Regions from separate parts of the Homo sapiens genome. Here region 2 is linked to region 1. The links are chromatin loops, found by intact Hi-C in ENCODE. Cell type or tissue: heart right ventricle. All regions are shown on one strand. Links, peaks and the distances in the headings refer to the core of each region. The heading gives the core; the rest is flanking DNA.

Region 1 (5,381 bases), core at 214-5,213:
GGTAAACATGGAAATAAATGTGAGCTATACACACATTTAAGAAAGATTGATAAAAACAAGGAAGACAATTATTTACCCAGTGAGTGAGTGACAGCAGTCATGGTGGTGGCAGGTTAAATTAAGGAATAAATGTTTGCGAAGTGAAAATTGTGAGGAACATCTCCTGCCACCACACAGTTTACAAACAAACAATAAATATGGTGGGTTCTCTGCGCGCTTTTGTGTTTCGTGCATTTGTATGGTTACCATATACTTTACACATTTCTGTTTTACAATACTTTGTATTCATTCATTCATTCATTCATTCATTCATTCTCTAACCCATTATTCCAGTTCAGTGTTGCGGGGGCCAGAGCCTATCCTGATATTACAAGGAACAGATGGAACCCACCCTGGACAGGATGTCATTCCATCACAGGGCACACTCAAACACATACCCACACTCACTTAGACTGGACAGTTTAGACACACCAGTGCACCTAATGTGCACATCTTTCAGATGTGAGAGGAAACTGGAGTACCTAGAGAAAACCCACACAGACATGAGGAGAAGAGAACGGGGAAACTCCACACAGAGGCCTTGGCCAGGAGTCAATTTTGTTTTCTCTTATCAATGTTATCATGAAATGATGTTGAATGAAACGTTATTCAAAGACCTGCTGTATACAGAAGGTCCCCAATGGTTAGACTTGTGATTTTTTGGCTTTATAATGGTGCAAATGTGATATGCATTTGGCAAAAACCATATGAGTACCCGTGCAAACCATTCTGTTTTTCACTTTCAGTACAGTATTCAATAAATTACATGAGTTATTCAATACTTTATTATAAAATAGTGTTTATGTTAGATGCGTTCACCCAACTGTAGGCTAATGTAAGTGTTCTGAGTGTGTTTAAGCCAGGCTAGGCTAAGCTATGATGTTTGGTAGGTTAGGTGTATTAAATGCAATTTTGACAAGATATTTGCAACTTATGCTGGGTTTATCAGAATGTAACCCCCCTCTTAAGTGGAGGAGCATCTGTAATTGTTTTTGTCATTTGAGCCGTAGTTTAAACAAATGAATGCAATGGTATATTCCCTCAGATAAGTGACCTAGCTTGAAAAATAAAACTGTACCTGAAAACTAGGTAAAAATGGATCTTGTTGTTTGGGAGGGGAAAGAGAATTTGAAGCGTTTTCTCAAAAGGGTACCCAGCACCCGAGTACCTTTCTTTTGTTTAATTTTTAACAAAAGAGCTATCTTTGTGGCAATTGTTTTCAATATCTCTGCCGTACACATATGTGGGCAGAAAGCTAGAGTTTGAATAACACTTGTTAATGGAAACCAACTTCTTTATGGATTTGTTTGAACAGTGGTTCAGAATTTTTATGCTTACTATCTTATTCCTGTTTGAATACTTGGCCAGCCATATTCTCAGAGCTCCCTGCCCCAGCCAGCCTCTCTAATGGCTCCTACGGTGAAGTTCTGTTAGCGCTTCCATTGGAAACCTACCAGAATGGCTGGGTTCTGGCATGGTGCCCTCTCACGAAAGCTGCAGCCCCAGTGGGGGAAGCGCAGGGTGGAGTTTTTCCACCCTGCTTCTGGCTGCTCTCCAGACCCTGGAGTGTCTGTGAGGTTTTTTTTCCTCTTTTCTTTCTCCCATAACAACAAACAAACAATAACACTACTACTTGGACATATTAGGGACATGGGATATGCGTGCGTACGTGCGGTGGAGTGGGCCTTTTAGTTAGCTCCCCAGCAGTGTTCTTCTGCCACTGGGCTCTTTTGTTCAGTGTGACCTCATGAGAAGTGGTAGCAGTACTGTAAGCTCTAGAGGATTTCCCTATCATGGGCCTTTTATTTCCCTGTGGTTGTCTAAGCAAAGCAATGGGAATCTCCTGGTGGGTATTAACTATCTTTCTAGACCATTCTTTGCACGAAATGCTGACTTAATGAGAGTCTGAGTCACCCTTAGCAATTTCTCCAACTCCAGACCATGGCGTGTTACAAGATGGCAGCTGTTTAGTGGATATCAGAATAGCCTTCATGTTTTCATGGCAGGGTTACCAGATTTAGGAAATAAATTTACGGGATGCCCAGTTAAAGTTGAATTTCAGATATACAGCATTTTTTTAGTGTAATTGTGTCCCATGCAGTACTTGGGATATGCTGGTATGAAAAGTTATTTGCTGTGTTTTTGAAATTCAACTTTATCTGGGTGTGCTCTTTTATCTGGCAGCTCTACTTCGTGCATTTTTGCATGATGTAATAACTTGGATACATGTTGTACTTAGAATATTATGTATATATGATTAGTTCCTAAAAAGTGACTGGCTTCACAAATAAACCCTTGAGTGCATGAAATTTTGAGCTCCTTAAAAGGCAACTGCAGTTGAGCTGGCAAATCACATATGCCAGATTTCCAGACTGAGTTGAGTCGGCCATCATGAGGCAGGAACTTGAAGTTACATCATCTAGAATTTCCCGGTACCCTTTTTTTCCTCCCTCTCTTTAATGACTCTTTATTTGTAAGTTAGAAATTTGGGCTAAGCATTCCCTGCAAAAAGGCGTCTTTCCTTTATTCATTGAAAAACACAGAAATCTTTAGTCTTAAGCAATACAGACTGGTCTGTATGAGGTTGTATTTGTGCATGTAGAAAGAAAAAGTAAGAATTTTATAAAGCCTTCTGCCTTGCTTTGGCTTTTTTTCGGCCAGTATTTCCTTTTGTGTATTCTACAAGAAGACCAGAGAACTACACATGATAGTAGTAAAGATCCCTCCCGTCCCCTGTTAGATACTTTCTGTCATATCCTTTGACACACTTGATTCAACTAACACCCCCTTGTAAGGGCAAGTGGTTATTCCTAATTTTGTAAGTTAGAAATTCTCCAAACGGAACAGTGTATTGGTCTCTTTCCCAAAGGATGCAAGATTTGTCTTCTTATAAAGTCTTAAGAATGGTCTCATTAACCATCTGTTATTGAATGAGTAGATTCCCGTGTAGACCCTTCTGTTCTCAGGGCGGTCATTCCACCTTCCCCTGAGTCTCTGGTCCATGACCCCTGGAAGAGATTGCCTGAAAGCACATTCATAATTTTGCTCCACATTCATGATTTGGCTTAAACAAAATTAAGAATTATTACTTGAGCCTTTTTAATAGTTTGCTGCGGGTGTGGCACACTTTTTCTGTAAAGGGCAAGATGGTAAATAACATGCTTTGCAGACATACAGTCTCTGATGCATACTCTTTTACAACCCTTTAAAAATGTGACAACCATTTTTAGCTTGTGAGCTGTACCAAAGCCGGCCATGGGCTGGCAGTAGTTTTCCTGAGTGTTTGTCCTTAAAAACATATTACATGGGGAGTTCTGTGGATTCTGAAATTTACCCATTATTTTCGATATATATAGAAGTGGGAATGAATACTTAGCAATAAAAATATGTGACAAGCTGTGGGCACTCTAACATCCTGGAGGACATTGTCTCTCTCCCTGCCCCCCTTCCCCTGTGGCACTTACTCATATTTTTAAAAGGAGAATGTTGTAATTTCTTGTTAAAATTTTGGATTTTGTGTTAATGCTAAACAAAATGTCATTCTGATGGGTTTCTTTTGTCAGGTATGTAGGAGCAAGTGGTCAGATAGCAAATTCATGCCCAAAGGCGGGAGAAAGCAAGACAGGACATCGGTTTGTCTTCTCTTTGAATTTATTTATTTATGACATTGAGGATTTGGTGAAATTTTGGTATAACAGAACATCCTAGCCAGTTTTTCTATCTTTCTGAGCCATCAATTCTTAAGAAACTGCATAAGCATTTTATTTTGAAACCTTATGGGGAAGGATGTTACATTCACATAAGAATGAAACTCAATAGGAGGTTTGCCCTTTGATTTGCTTTATCTTTTCGCTGATTTTCTTTGAAAGATTATGCTTGGTGTTCTTCCAGATCGCAGTGGTAACAACAGGCAGGCTCCCAAAAGCACCTAAGGGGAGAGACATCCCATGAGAATCCATCATACATTTCATACCTTTCCAGCTGCTGCTCTTAGTGATTGGTGTAAAGCCATTCAGGCACCCCTTGTCTTTTATTACACAATGAAATTGGGGTATTTCCCGTCACTTTTTTTCCCTTCAGACTTTTACAAATGATTTTTGGGCCCGAATGTGATTGTGAATAGACAGACATAGCTTCTAAGAAAGCCGTTGGGACCCACTGAATTGTGACTGTCAGACAAAGGCATTTTGTTTAGAAGGCTTGTCCCAAAGTGGTGTTGGAGTCTGAAAGAAGGGCCGCCAGCGTCTCGTTCTTTCTGCTGTGAACTAATAGGAAAGCTGATGTTTGCTGAGTGGATGGCTGTACTCACTGTCCAAACAGATCTGTGTTTGCCAACTGTGAACATATTGCTGCCTCTGTGAGGCACTCCATCATGCCTTGAATGGATCCTCTTGTGTTCAGAATTTTCTGACTCAAAGCGAGGGAGAGAGAAATATTTCTTTCAGACTTCAGCATTCACTGTAGCATCCATAGTCTCATCAGACCTTTAGAAACCAAGCATGCACCGGAGACGCTTCTTAAGGAGAGTGAGAAAAGAGCAGAGAAAAAGGAATAAAGAGACAGCCCCATTGAAATGCCTTTATTCTGACCATTTGTGGCCAAGTTTTCATAAATAAACCAGGCTGCCTTGGCAAATAGAATTGTGAGAATATTTTTTATTTCTCCTGAGCAAAATAGAACTCTGAGTTTCCAACTCATGGTCCATTTCTGTGCATGTATACATACATGCACAGACAAAAATAAAAGCATAGAATACATTTATAATGTGTTATTAAATGGGTGACAGAGTTTTATTCCACCTGGATAATCCCTTAAGAAAAGGCTAATTGATACATATGAAGGAGTTTTGATTACTTTATAAACTGTCTCTTAGTTTTAGGGTTACAAACCTATTGTATATGAAAGGGTGAAAATAAAGTGGGTTTTTTTGTTGTTGTCAGTTTAGTCACTTTCTATAAGTTGACAGTAATAGTACCTTCTGGCAAAGTCTAGTATTCGCTGCATGAACTGCGGACAGAGCCCATGGAAAAGATGTGGCATTCCTTGCAATTACCCATTGTTTTGTGTGTTAAATTTCAGAAACCTTGGTTGAGTGGGTGGAAAAACAACATTGCTGATAATGAAACTCAGTGAGCACATGGCATGCACAGGACACTTACCATTCTGGTCTGTGTTGCTTATTGAGTACATGTTCAACACTGAACAGCTTCACTCGGCATTGTAGTGGAAATGGAGAGAGACGGGAAGGACAGAATGCTTTTGTGAGTGGAAAGGTAGATTTCTGTGTAGTTCTCTGCAGCAGTAAACCGTTGCCTGGCCTTAGTCAGTGAGAACTCAGTATT
Region 2 (5,381 bases), core at 87-5,086, 73 kb before region 1:
TTTAGATTTTATCGAGAGCATGAAACATGGCAGATTTGGTAAAAAATTTTTCTTGAGACTGTAATTTTACTTAACTGAGAGACTTGTTACTGGTAGGAATTTGAAGAAAAAGAAGTTGGGGGTAGAAGGCTCTGCTTCAGGGAGGAACACATATTTCCTAGAAGAGAACTTGTCCTGCCTTTGGGGATGTTCCTTTGACCCAGTTAACTGCATTCTCTTATTTTAGCAGTCTTGTTGAATTATCTCTGTATTGAATTGACATGGTGAAACCACGCCTAGTAGAGGGGAGAAGTGGTGGTGTGGACTAGACGAGTATACATTTTGGTCAGACATGGCTGGATTCCAGTCACTTTGTAGTTTTGTGACCTTGGAAAAGTTGCTTGTCTTCTTCAAGCCTCAGTTTCCCCACTTGTAAAATCTAGTTACTATCTACCTGGCAGATGACAGGGATTCAATAAGTAGTAGCTGTTTCTTAATCATTGTAGAAAAAAAACCTGGAAAAAGGAGTTGATAAAGTACCCTGCATCATGCCAAATTAATCTTACAGACACATGTGATATTGAGGATACAGCTTTTTTTTAAACAAAGAACAGCACATTTTTATTTTTAAGTTTTATTTATTATTATTTTGAGACAGTCTCACTGTGTTGCCCAGGCTGGAGTGCCATGGCAACTGCTGCCTCCCGAGTTCAAGCGATTCTCATGCCTCAGCCTCCAGAGTAGCTGAGACTACAGGCACCCACCATTACCCCCGGCTAATTTTTGTATTTTTAGTAGAGACAGGGTGTTGGTCAGGCTGGTCTCTAACTCCTGATGTCAAGTGATCCATCTGCCTCAGCTTCCCAAAGTGCTGGGATTATAGGCGTGAGCCACCACACCCGGCCGAGGATACAGCTTTTGAACCTTCTATTCTTTGAAGAAAACAGTATTAAAACTTTTGGAGTAGTGGATATTCTTGCTCCTTATTTTGCATAGTAAGAGTCCTAAAGCCCAGGAAAACATATTTGCCATGTATCCTACGGGTTGTGTTGAGCAAGGGGAGCTTCACCTACAATGTGTACCCTTGGACCTTGAGTTCCCAGTGTTTGCTTAGGTCCCCTTGGAGGCTTCCTGTTATTGTATATTATTTTTCAATCAGCTTTGGATTCAGGCTTCAGGTAGGGCAGTGAGCAAAATGAGGCAATGGACACATTCACATCTTCTTCCAGGATCTTTCTAGTTTACTTGCTTATGTTTTTAATCCTGGGACATTTTCTTTGCATGTGTTATTACCACAAAGATAAATATTTGGCATTCGCACCCCATCGCTTCCCTTTTCCTGATTTGGAGAAAAGAGGGGGCTCAAAACACAAATACTGCTTACTTTTCAGTTTTGCCTGAGGCCAGCTGTGTTCTATGGCACACAGACTGGGGTCTCAAAGGTGTGTGTGGATGAACAGTTTGGGTATGGGGGCCTGGGAAGAGCTTGGAGATTGGGAATCTTGGGGGTGGGGCTGGGGAGTGGGGAGTTGGGAGTATGTGTGACCAGAAAATAGTAGCATGAGGAATAGGTGGTAGTACTCTTCTCATGTAGTCAAAGGTCACTTTTGAAGTTATTAGGTATTCCTGGCTAGAATCCTTAGTTGCGTGGAACTCCTCTGCAGCTTTTAGATTGTATCATTTTCCCCCTTAAAGATACCTGTTGGATAATCATAAATGTGGGCTCCAAGGGAGAAGTATTCATTTATACATGAAAACAAGCTACACAAAGTGTGGCCAGTGGAAAAAACTCTAGAAGTGAAATGGGATCTCCTCTCTGGTATGGTTTATATCTTGATTGTCTGAGGGTTGGATTTAACGCTTAAAAATGCTGCAAGTGTACTATTTTGTCTTTGGTCAGTTGGTACTCTTCTCCCAGGAGGAGCTTTTTTTTGGGAGACAGTCTTGCTCTGTTGTCCGGGCTGGAGTGCAGTTGGCACCGTCACGGTTTGCTACAGCCTCGACCTCCTGGGCTCACGCGATCCTCCTGCCTCACCCTCCTGAGTTGCTAGAACTACAGGAATGCACCACCATGTCCGGCTAATTTTTACAATTATTTTTGTAGATATGGAGTCTCACTATGTTGCTGGGGTTGGTCTGGAACTCCTGGTCTCAAGTGATTCTCCCCGTCTCAGCCTCCCAAAGCACTGGAATTACAGGCATGAGCCTCTGTACCTGGCCAGAAGCTTTTTTGATGGACTGATCCATTACCCTGATTGCTTATTTGAGTGACTGGTAATTTTTTTATTTGAGGCATAAATTAGACATTTGCCTCCAGGAGTAGTCTTAGATACTATTGGCACCTGGTTAATCAGCCACCCAAGGTTTAAATTGCAAAAGTAGCCTCCCTTTTCCTCTTTTAATGAGTATAAAACAGAGTTAGGTTTAGATTTATACCTGTAAAGGAAAGATATTACACCTTCTTTCAGTTCTCCTGTTAGACAAAGAATTCCCATGATGCTGTGTTTACTCAATTGTATTAATTGCAACTCTTGTTTTATTGTTTCTCTGGACTTTGGAAGAGTGGTCACTTATTTTTCATTAAACTTTGATAAACTGCCTTCTGTTTATTTCCAGCTTCTTGGTTCATGTAACACTAACGGTTTTGAAACAGATCTGATGAAGCAATAGTAGCTTAGAGGATGCTCCCATGATTTGATTAGCATGGTTCTTCTTAAGATCTCTGGAGAAAAAAAATATCTAGTTAAAATCTTTGTCTTTTTTTTCTTCCTCTGAAGACATGGTGCAGTATGAATCAGTTTAATGCTGACTTTGGAAAAGTAGGAAATGCTTAGTGAGTAGACAAAAAATGATGTGGTTTGGACAGCGATGTTCTGTATCGCATTTTATATTAAGGAGGACTTGTAGCAGTTATTATATTTCTGCTTTGTGGTTGGGGAGAGGGAGGGAGGGAGGGGGAGAGAGAGAAATTGCCCAACTTGTATGATAGGAAAGGTTAAGTGCCGGGAGTTGGCCAGGTTGTGACTCATGCTCCTCGGGGCTGCGTGATGCAAGACCTTTTGCCGCCAGCTCATTCATGTCTGCTGTCAGGACCGGTCATTGGGCTGGTGTGTGTCAAACTTATTTTTATCTCTGCTTTATTGACAATGAAAACAGCTAGGTGGTCAGCCTCCCTCAGTATAATAAAATGCTTTCTTTTAAAATACCTCAGTGCCAAGATGAATATGGTTTGTTTAAATAATGACTTCTGCTCTACTGAGAAAAATTGATATTGGGACACAGGAGACTTGCCTGGTTTCTGAGGTAACTTGGTAGATTATAATCTGGTTGCTATGGCTACTCAGCAGCAGTGAAAATTACATGAACTAAACATTTGAAGGGAGGTATTTTCGTCGGATGCTTAAAAGCCCGTTACCTATCATCTTTCTCCCTGAAGAAGTGGGATGGGGGTCAGGAATTGAACTCAGTAAGCAGGGGGGGAAGGTATAAGTGGACCTTAGAGGCTGGATGCCTCTGCGTCGTTCTTTGAAGTTTGGCCTGGTGTCAGTGACCACTGAGGAACTGTTACAGACACTTTTTGTGCAATATGATAAGCAGATAATGTGACGACAGTCCGGACATGTCCCAATTCAGAAATCCGTTTTCTTGCCTGGGACTTTCCGTAATACTGGTGAATTGTATTTTCTGAACCGGTATTCAGGGCACATTGTCTGACAATTATGAGCGTGGTAGAAGAGAGTATATGAATTTGGGATTGTCAGAGAAAATCTAGGACATAGAGTCTTGGCATCCATTGGTTCCCCCCTCCCCCAGCTAATTAATTCCATGGGCATATATTACAGTTCTATCCCTAGAGCTTTAAACACAAAGCAAATGGTTTTTGCTTTATTACAGTGATGCTAGAATTGGTCTAAGGACCTTTAAAAAGACATGGATAATTGTCTGTATTGAAGTGTGATTTTCTTCCATTGTAGTTTTTATATTGTATATTTATGTAAAAATAAATGATTTTCATGTTAAAGAAATGACTTTAAAAGCTCCTTTTCAAGAAAACAAATATTTGGCCCGGCGCAGTGGCTCACGCCTGTAATCCCAGCACTTTGGGAGGCCGAGACGGACGGATCACCTGAGGTCAGGAGTTCGAGACCAGCTTCAACATGGAGAAACCCCATCTCTACTAAAAATACAAAATTAGCCAGGCGTGGTGGTGCAGGCCTGTAATCCCAGCTACTGGGGAGGCTGAGGCAGGCGAATTGCTTGAACCTGGGAGGCGGAGGTTGCAGTGAGCTGAGATCGCGCCATTGCACTCCATCCTGGGCAACAAGAGCGAAACTCCGTCTCAAGAAAAAAAAAAAAAAACCAAATATTTTAATCATTCTAGAGATCTTGAAGGAATTTCCTTTTGAGTTTTTGAAACAGTACAGTGTGCTTACATTGGTGATAATTTAAATACTGAAAACTCAAAGATTATCTACAGTTATTATATAGGAAAAATAAATTGCCTTGAAATAACTGTCATAATTCAAGATAATGAGAAGCACCAAGGGTGAAGCTTAGTCTGAGTTTCCCTGAATGATCCTGTTTTTTCCAGGTAATGTATTTTCTGATTTAAAAAAATTTAGTATTCCAGCAGTATCATCTGGATGAATTATTAGAAGAGGCAAAATACATGGATATTAAAGATTGAGTATTTAAAGATGAAATGGTTTTGATTTCAAAAGTTTTACAAAACAAATTATAGTGTATACAGTAAATAAAGTTGACTTTTAAATTGCATCTTATGAAAGCTTAATTTCTAAGCTGAGATAATTATTTGCAATAGTTTTTTTTTTAATGTTTTATGACTTTCATTCATTCAGTGAAAGTAGTTATTGAGCACATAACTTATTCTATGCCAGGCATGGGGCTAGATAGCTGGATGTTATCCTTATCATGCCTAGATTAAAGAAGGAAAGGCAGACACTAACATAATTGCTTAGTTAATTGATTGCAGTTGTAAATTCTAGGAAGAAGTAGTAGAGCGGGTATTTTTGTTTGATTTAGAACACATAGTGGGGGACTTGACCTGTCCTGGGAGTCAAAACACTGTTATCACAAGCTGAGAAGGATGAATAGACGTTGGTTGAGGATGGAGGAAGGTAGGTGGTAAGCTAAGATGAAGGAGTACAGGAAGAGTATCACAGACAGAGGAAACAGTATGCTTGACAGTTTCAAGCCAGGGAGGAACAGGGCTTGTTCCGATAACTGTAGGATGAATGTGACACTGACATCCTGTCAATTTCTAGAAATTATATGGTGATTTTTAAAATAGTGTTAGCCTTGTACATGGTGGTTTTTAACTATAGTTTTTGTGGTGGTGGTGGTTGTTTTTGAGATGGAGTCTTGCTCTGTCACCTAGGCTG

The links. Peaks named below come from ENCODE experiments on the same cell type or tissue, not always from the same donor. Only the 100,000 strongest peaks of a DNase experiment are listed, where the experiment ranks them.
Region 2: a loop joins it to region 1, with 2.3 times the contacts of the local background. A loop is called at or near these places in 9 of 110 quality-filtered maps.

What each region holds. Positions count from the first base shown.
Region 1 is chr3:172,199,720-172,205,100 of GRCh38, forward strand. The region is part of intron 3 of FNDC3B (fibronectin type III domain containing 3B); the gene reads left to right. Among named protein-coding and RNA genes, the nearest start is that of FNDC3B, 160 kb to the left of the region's middle. In heart right ventricle, for the core only: a CTCF peak has its summit at 2,412; DNase peaks (open chromatin) are centred at 1,532 and 4,299; H3K4me3 peaks cover 856 bases; H3K27ac peaks cover 4,820 bases.
Region 2 is chr3:172,127,074-172,132,454 of GRCh38, forward strand. The region is part of intron 2 of FNDC3B (fibronectin type III domain containing 3B); the gene reads left to right. Among named protein-coding and RNA genes, the nearest start is that of FNDC3B, 90 kb to the left of the region's middle. In heart right ventricle, for the core only: no CTCF peak of the experiment used is centred there; a DNase peak (open chromatin) is centred at 3,028; H3K27ac peaks cover 5,000 bases.